Regions from separate parts of the Homo sapiens genome. Here regions 1 and 2 are each linked to region 3. The links are chromatin contacts, found by Hi-C or POLR2A ChIA-PET in ENCODE. All regions are on one chromosome and are shown on one strand. Each heading gives the region's core, a stretch centred on a gene start or an enhancer-like site at or near the end of the contact. The rest is flanking DNA. Distances are from core to core; before and after follow the strand shown. Region 1 has its middle 67 kb from the start of FOXB1. Region 2 has its middle 120 kb from the start of FOXB1. Region 3 has its middle 85 kb from the start of FOXB1.

Region 1 (2,700 bases), core at 40-2,539, 150 kb before region 3:
TTTAAGGGCCAATGTTATTTACTAAACTGAACTCAGATTATGGAACAATACTGAGCAATTGTTACCCTGGCCCGGGGAATAAAATGTAGTGGCTGCTAACTAGCTGTGTGATCTTGGAGGGGCACAAAACCTTTCTGGGTTAAGGTTGTCTTATTTTCTAAATATGGGGATTGGACTGATGGTTTCTGAGATCTCTTCTATTTCTAACATTCTATAATTATGAGAATATGAACTAGCTATGCATGTAATACTCCCAAGAACTGCAAAAGGCAGAGGAAATGGACTGAATTGCTTGGAAAGCTGTTTTCCCTTATGTTTCTGACCTAACAAGGTATGATACTGTCTTCATGTTACCAAAACATTTGTAAGTCAATATAAAATATCTAAAAGATGCTGGGGTTGGCAGCTCACATCTGTTACCCTAGCACTTTGGGAGGCAGAGGTGGGTGGATTGCTTGAGCCCAGGAGTTTGTGACCAGCCTGGACAATGTGGCAAAACCCTACCTCTACAAAAAATACAAAAGTTAGCCAGGGATGGTGGCAAATGCCTGTAGTCCCAGCTACTCAGGAAGCTGAGGTATGAGGATCACCTGAATCCAAAAGGTTCAGGCTGCAGTGAGCCATAGCAGCTGAATTGCGCCACTGCACTCCAGCCTGGGTGACAGAGTGAGACCGTGTACTAAAAAAAAAAAACAAAAACAAAAACAAAAAAAAACACATAAACACATACACACACATATATATATAAATATATATATATATGAAAGACCAACCTATATGAGTGGCAGTCACCAAAGTTCTCTGAAGAAATTTGTCATGGATCAATTTTCCCTATGCTGTCATCCCAAACTTTGTGTTTTCTTGGCTCTACCGTTTTCTGGATTTCTATTTGGCGTGATACTCCCACAGCCATCTTCTGCAACTATGCCTGCAAGCTCCTTTGACAATATACGAGAACTTGTCAGGTTGATCCCAACTGCCTCAAGCTGCTTCAAGGCCCCCGGCAACAAACCTTCGGTTCTCCCTTTCTGATTCAAAATTGTTGCCCTGAAGTAAGAATCTGACCTCAGCAGACCAGAGCTTCCCCCTCCCACTCACCCACCATCACTCAAACACTTTTCCAGCTGCAGTGCCCTCTGTCCTTCCCACCCTTCCCAAGAGGTCCAGGTTCAAGACTCCACTTGTTCCATACTTAGCCCCACAAGAGTTTGTTTCTTTCTTTTATTTAGCTCAACATTCCTTTGTGTAGTTTGGCCGCCTTACATGTGCTTGTACATTTCCTTTAAGTGCTTCTCTGACTCATCTATAAATCATCAGGAATTTTTTCATCAGCTAGCATGGAAAGTCTTCCAACGTAAACACCATGCCTTCCACATTTTGTGTGCCTCCCATGATGTGTGGCACGACACTAAGCACACAGTGATGCTCAATAAATGTTTATGAAGTCTAATTGAGAAAATCAGAAAGCTGTTTTTTGATTTATTTGTAGTGTAGCTGAACTTCTTTCTGGTTTTTTTTTTTTTTTTTTTTTTTTGAGACCAAGTCTCACTCTGTCGCCCAGGCTGGAGTGCAGTGGCTCAGTCTCTGCTCACTGCAACCTCCAGCTCCCAGGTTCAAGTGATTCTCGTGCCTCAGCCTCCTGAGTAGCTGGGATTACAGGCGCCCACCAACACGCCCAGCTAATTTTTGTATATTTAGTAGAGACGGGGTTTCGCCATATTGGCCAGGCTGGTCTCAAGCTCCTGACCTCAAGTGCTCTGCCCGCCTTGGCCTCCCAAACTGCTGGGATTATAGGCGTGAGCCACCACACCTGGCCTCTGTAGCTGAATTTCAACAGTGTTTTCTCGCTGCTGTAGCTGTAGAAGCAGCATGACCAGCAAGAACCTGGGATTTGGAGTCACATCGATCCATGTCCAAGCCGTAGTTCTGCCAGTTTACTCTATCATGAAACATTTATGGAGCAATTGCTGTGTGAAGATGTGGAGCTGGCTGATAGACAAATAAATAAGATTATTGCTCTTGCCTTTAAGAAGTTTGGGGTCTAGGAAATATATTACTTAATTTCTCTCAAACTCAATTTCTTCAACTGAAAATGAGAATAACTATTTCATTGGATTGTTGTAGGTACTTCAATAATTATTTGTTTTTCCCCTTTTCCGCTCTTCTTATTTCTTAGGTTAATAAGTTGAATTCTTTTTTTTTTTTTTTTGAGACCGAATCTCGCTCTGTCACCCAGGCTAGAGTGCAGTGGCACAATCTCAGCTCACTGCAAGCTCCACCTCCCAGGTTCATGCCATTCTCTTGCCTCAGCCTCCCGAGTAGCTGGGACTACAGGAACCCACCACCACGCCTGGCTAATTTTTTGTATTTTTTATTAGAAACGGTGTTTCACCATGTTAGCCAAGATAGTCTCAATCTCCTGACGTCGTGATCCACCCGCCTCGGCCTCCCAAAGTGCTGGGATTACAGGCGTGAGCCACTGCGCCCGGCCAATAAGTTGAATTCTTAACAGTTCTATATTTTTATGCTTTAAATGACTCTGTAGTGAGTTCATTTTGATGTACAATTAGCCATGAATTTGAATCCACTTGTATTATTTTTAACTTTAGATCACACATGGCCACATAAAAAATAAACCCAAGCACTTGTTCTGAGACTGATAATCTTTGATAATCTCACTTGTCAAAGATCAGATTATTT
Region 2 (2,700 bases), core at 171-2,670, 210 kb before region 3:
GGTGGTTGTACTTCCTGGTTCTACCACGAAATGCTTCCAAAGTCATCCGGTCCTCCCCTATCCTGGGCACCCCCTCAATATTCTGGGACCATTAGGCTTTAACCTTCCAGACAAAGACCCCTCAGAGAGGAGAGCTGGCTATGGAAGGGACTATCCACAAATTCCAAGGACTCACGCGGGTGAAGGATGAGTTTGTTATGGAAATGATACAATTAGTATACCTGTTGGGGACAGAGGTGATTGCTACATTTTTCACACAGTGCCCCACGTTGGCTGATGAAAGCAGAAAAAGAATGCAACATTGATAAGCACATCCAGTATGACATGCTACAGGGAGAGCAGAGTAACAGCCCCTCAGAGGTGACTAACTAGGATTGAACTTTACTTGAAGCTGTCTGTAAGATTTTAAAAAAGAAAAGAAAAAAGATTTGTGTTGGGAAATTTTCTGCTTTCTTAATAATCTTTATCCAAAATTTCTGTTAGGACTTCAATATCTAAACAACTTGTGAAAGGGAATTATGATTCTCTGGTCTTTCCAAAACAAAAAGAACTAAGAGCAGTCCAAGTGAATAATACATTTGTTTACCTATTTATAACTATAGTAACTGACATCTTTTTGGCACTTACCTTGGGCATTTTCTTATTTATTATCTCACTTAACAACAACAGTATGAAATAGGTACTATCGTTTATTTGGTGTTAAGAAGAGGAAACCGGGCCAAAGAAAAGTTTTTCCCAACTCCAGTTTGGTTCCAAGTTCATGTTCTTAACACTGAACTCTACTGATGATCCCGAGTTCCTTTGTTTTGTACTTGTGACATTCCTGCAGGAGCAGTCACTCTTTTGTGACATGAGAAAGATGAGTTTGGGGCTCTGAAGTGCTTCTTAGCAAACCAGAGAAGCTTTGCAGGGCATGCTGCCAGTGAGCCAACTCTTGGGGGCTCATTTTTCTGGGCTCCTCATGCCAGGACAGAATGAAAGATTTCACTTAGATAATTACCTAGGAGGGGAAACCGTGTAAAAAGTCGTGGTGCTCAGAGATGATTAAAAAGCATGATTTAATAGAAGTTGCAGTTTCACTTTCACTCGAGGTTGAGGCATCTTAAAGGAGAGGGAAAAAACCATAGGGCAGAGTCAGGAGAGCGGGTTGGTCCTGTTTCGGTTCAGCTGTCTGGCTTAGGGCAAGCTCTGGGCTTCTCTGAGGCTTCATTTCTTCATGTATTAAATCAGGAGTGAGCCAGATAATCCCCAGCCTGTCTCGGCTTACAGTGTGAGATTTGTCTGTCTCTGCTGTAGCTGGGAAGTTACAGAAAGGGGGCACCCTCTCCTCGTCTTCCGCTGCTCCCTTCCCCCAACCCCTCATATTAGGAAACAACTTTCCAAATGACGTTTTTGAGAGGCCAGGTACAGACAAACTTATCTTTTAGTCTGGAGTGAAGTGCCACAAACCCAACAGCTGTTGTGGTCAGATGGGGTATACAAAAACAAACGTGCGCGCGCGCGCGCGCACACACACACACACACACACACACACACACACACACACACAAACACAGAAAACAAAAAAGGGTAGAGCCCACTGCATGGTCAATACAATTTTTTGGAAAAGATCTCTTGTTCTTAATCCTATTCTGATTTTCCCACTTTTGATAAAGTCGGTGGTCTAGAGAAACAAATCTCTGTTAGGAGAAAAACAGCTGTGTGGGTACACCAGGCAAGCCTAACTGAGCACAGCTGTGGGCTGGGCTGGCCTGGCCAGGGCCACCAGTTCACTTTCTCTGCCCTGGAAGCTGTCCATCCTCCATCAACAATTTGTCACCATGTCAGTTTTAAAATCCCAAGAGAACGACTATGTTGTTTTTATGCTGATCATTTATATTTACCCAGAAGTTTCTTTTAGGTTTAGCTGAAAGCCACCCTTCTCAAAAGTGCCTATAGTTACTCACAATTACTTGTGCAAAAAAAAAAAAAAAAAAAGGTAAAGGGGAAGTGGAGCCTGACAAAGATAATCCAGAAGTAATGTACACTGCTTTAGGAAATCTGTCATCTTCTGGAGGCAGACATGCCTGCCTACTGCCTAGTGTAGTACTTGGCACATACTGGGCACTCAAAAAAAACTATTCATGGAATGAGAGGATGGCTGGATGGATGGATGGATGGATGGATGGATGGATGGATAGACGGACGGATGGATGGACGGATGGATGGATGGATGGACCGACAGACGGACAGATGGATAGATAGATAGATAGATAGATAGATAGATAGACAGATAGATAGATAGATTGATAGGTAGGTAGGTGGATAGATAGATAGATAGATAGATAGATAGATAGACAGACAGACAGACAGACAGACATTCAATAGATGAGGTCACACAGCCCTAGAAGGCTAGGTCCTGTGTTAATAATGGGTAGCCAGCTGGAGGCAAACCTGGGACTGACAGGTCTGCCAATTTCACACACAGGGCTCATTCTACAATCTACTCCCTGCTTTCGTTTTTGTGTTTTTCATGTACAACTTAGTTCCTTAAGCACATGCAACTGTAAACCAATAACCCCTTAATGCTTTCTCATGTTCAAATGTGTGATCACATCTTACAATTTAGGGAGTACCCTGCACTAAGCAGGTTGGGTGCGATGGCTGCAACCACACAGCAGATGCTTCCCCTTCTGTGAGCAAATTTGGAGGTGTGCACAG
Region 3 (2,700 bases), core at 1-2,500:
TCCGCCTGCCTCGGCCTCCCAAAGTGCTGGGATTACAGGCGTGAGCCACCGCGCCTGGCGAATAAACATTTTTTTTTTTTTTCCAAATCAGATGCCTGAGCACTACCTGGCAATCTTTCAAAGCAACATTTGCAAGGGTAAGGCTGGCAAAGTAGATGTGGATCCACAGGTATTTCTAACGGGCCCTAAAGCAGCGATTCTTGACATTTACTATGTATATGAATGAGCTGGGATCTTCTTAAAATGTAGATTCCGATTCAGCAGTTTTATGGTAAGGCCTGAGATTCTGCATTTCTAGCAAGCTCTGAGGCAATACCACTGGTGCTAGTGCATGGACCATGCTTTGAGCAGCAAGATACTACAGGCTGAGGGCCACCCTGTGTATTCGATTTGCACATTTCAAGGTGTGTCTGAACGGGCCAACCAGCCTGCCAGGGTGCATAAAAAGACCTGTTTCTAATAGGATTTATTCATAGTGATATTTCTCACTTTCTTCCAAGATGTGTAGAGCTTATTTTACTTTATTTTATTTTTATTTTTCCTAGAAACAGGGTTTTTCCATGTTGGCCAGGCTGGTCTCCAACTCATGACCTCAAGTGATCCGCCTGCCTCGGCCTCTCAAAATGCTGGGATTACTGGCATGAGCCACTGCACCCAGCCTAGAGCTCATTTTAAAGTAGTTCAAAGTGAACACAGTCCAGCCTCTAAAAGCTGGAGTACGCATGTGTACATTTTTTATTTAACTAACACTTTGGTGCTCCAGGTCTCACCTAGACTCTGGAAAGACAAAGAAAAGTGAGACAGGATCTCTTATGGAGCTCACAGTGGGGGTGAACCATCATCCTGGTTCGCTCAGAACTGCAAGTGTGACTTTAGCAGTCACACTTTATCAGGGAAGAAAGACATGTAGGCCAATTAACTATATACAATTAGTGAGGGCAGAGGAGGAGTGATATGGCTTGGATATTTGTCCCCTCCAAATCTCATGTTGAAATGTAATCCCCAGTGTTGGAGGTGGGGCTTAGTGGGAAGTGTTTGGGTCATGGGGAGGCAGCCCCCCACAAATGTCTTTGTGCTGTCCTCGAGATAATGAGTGATCTGTCATGAGATCTGGCTGTTTAAAAGTGTGTGACACCTCCTCCTTCTCTCTCTCTCTCTTCTTTCTCTCTCTTTCTACACCTCAGGTGATTCACCCACCTCAGCCTCCCAGAGTGCTGGGATTATAGGCATGAGCCACTGTGCCCAGCCCTGACTTACATTTTTAAAACTCCACTCTGGCTGCTGTGTTGAGAAGCAACTGTGTGGTAGGGGAAGGGCATGAGGAGGAAGACTGGTTATGAGGCTGTTACAAGAGAGGATGGGAGCTCAGACAAGGCTGGATGCAGGGGAGTGGGTTTCTCTCTGTGGGTTTCCCCAGTCCCTGGAGAGTCGAGGCCCTTTCAACCTCTGGAGAACTGACTTTTCCAACTACTTGGGTGATCTGGGCAGATTTATCACCCTCCCAAGGCTTCATTTTCATCATCTGTAAAATGCAGACAGTCATATCTGCCTTTTCTGACTCATGAGGTTCTTGTGAGAATTGAATGAGATCACCGCTGTGGAAAGCATAGAGCAAAGCAGGAAAGAAAACAGGTATGAGTCAAAAGCCACCAGCGAGACCTCTAATCTGGCAATACCAAAAGAGAAATGCTGCTGTCTCGTCATTGGCTCAGACCATTCATGAAAGGGTGCTGCCGAATTTAAAGGTTAAACCCTAAATCATAGATTGAGAGGAGACATTGATGATTATTTGGTCAAGATCCACATCTCTCAGATAAAAGGAAACTGAGATGCAGAAATGAAGGTTGCTTTCCCGAGACAATGCAGTGAGAGGTGGAGCCACGCTAGAGTCTCAGTTCCTGGTCTTCCTCTGCCATGCGGCCCATCTCAAAGTCCTGTCAAATGTCTCAGTCTCAAAAACTAACCAAAGCACAATTAAGATAAAAGGAAAAAGAAAGCTGGGTGCTGTGGCTCACGCCTGTAATCCCAACACTTTGGGAGGCTGAGGCGGGAGGATCGCTTGAGCCCAGGATTTCAAAACCAGTCTGGGTAATGTAGTAAGACCCCATTTCTACTTTAAAAAAATTAAAATAAATACATAAATTACAAAAAAAGAAGGAAAAGGAAAAGAAGGCGCTCAGTTATGAGGTGTACAACAGCTTTGTAGCTTGCAGGTGCATAATAGAATTTGATCTTCCCAATGACTCCTGGAGTTTTCAAATACTCCCATTTTACAAATAAGGAAACAGAGATTTGGGAAGATCAGCCAAATGATCCCACATTACACAGCCAGCAAGTGGCTAGGAAAAGATTCCAGCTCATATCTCTGGCTTTCCCCTGCATTTAATGAAAACCTTTGGAGAGAGCTGAAATTGGCTTAATTTCAGAGAGTATTATCTCTATTGTTCTAATTATTCTCCCTGAGTCCTACAGGAGAGGATTGGAAAGAATGTTTTTTATTTGTGAGTGTAGTCTAGTGCTTATTAGAATTTCTGAGCTTTCACACTGGAAGTTTCAACAGGCTTACTGTGATGCTTTTGAAGTGCTGAGTGTAAATTTAAGTCTCAAAAACATTCTCAAGCCAAGTGCACTGATATATTTTTAGATAATAGCAGGAAAAGTTATGTAAGTGGATGCTTTACAGAGGGACACACACTGAGG

Evidence for each region. Hi-C counts contacts between places; a loop is a spot of excess contacts on that map. ChIA-PET counts read pairs that join two places held with the same protein, here RNA polymerase II (POLR2A). Pooled maps may share reads with other maps.
Region 1: a map of Panc1 shows a loop between it and region 3 (2.1-fold over the local background). The contact joins two enhancer-like sites. A Hi-C loop is called at or near these places in 4 of 168 maps with a recorded cell type or tissue (Caco-2, Calu3, PC-3 and 1 more) and 10 of 50 pooled maps.
Region 2: a map of PC-9 shows a loop between it and region 3 (14-fold over the local background). The contact joins two enhancer-like sites. A Hi-C loop is called at or near these places in 18 of 168 maps with a recorded cell type or tissue (CD4-positive, alpha-beta T cell, CD4-positive, alpha-beta memory T cell, CD8-positive, alpha-beta T cell and 12 more), 25 of 37 single-sample maps with no recorded cell type and 24 of 50 pooled maps. POLR2A ChIA-PET finds 5 or more read pairs at or near these places in 8 of 52 experiments (MCF 10A, OCI-LY7, Panc1 and 5 more).

Annotation. Positions count from the first base shown.
Region 1 is chr15:60,069,645-60,072,344 of GRCh38, reverse strand. No RefSeq gene overlaps it. Among named protein-coding and RNA genes, the nearest start is that of FOXB1, 67 kb to the right of the region's middle. Within about 2 kb of position 1,289, at least 4 of the 41 ENCODE cell types and tissues checked have a DNase peak (open chromatin) inside an H3K27ac peak, as active enhancers do.
Region 2 is chr15:60,126,356-60,129,055 of GRCh38, reverse strand. No RefSeq gene overlaps it. Among named protein-coding and RNA genes, the nearest start is that of FOXB1, 120 kb to the right of the region's middle. RefSeq lists enhancers at 1-424, 988-1,177. Within about 2 kb of position 1,420, at least 30 of the 41 ENCODE cell types and tissues checked have a DNase peak (open chromatin) inside an H3K27ac peak, as active enhancers do; they include PC-9 and mammary epithelial cell, where a contact is called at or near this core.
Region 3 is chr15:59,918,406-59,921,105 of GRCh38, reverse strand. No RefSeq gene overlaps it. Among named protein-coding and RNA genes, the nearest start is that of FOXB1, 85 kb to the left of the region's middle. RefSeq lists enhancers at 1,261-1,370, 1,431-1,480. Within about 2 kb of position 1,250, at least 2 of the 41 ENCODE cell types and tissues checked have a DNase peak (open chromatin) inside an H3K27ac peak, as active enhancers do; they include PC-9 and mammary epithelial cell, where a contact is called at or near this core.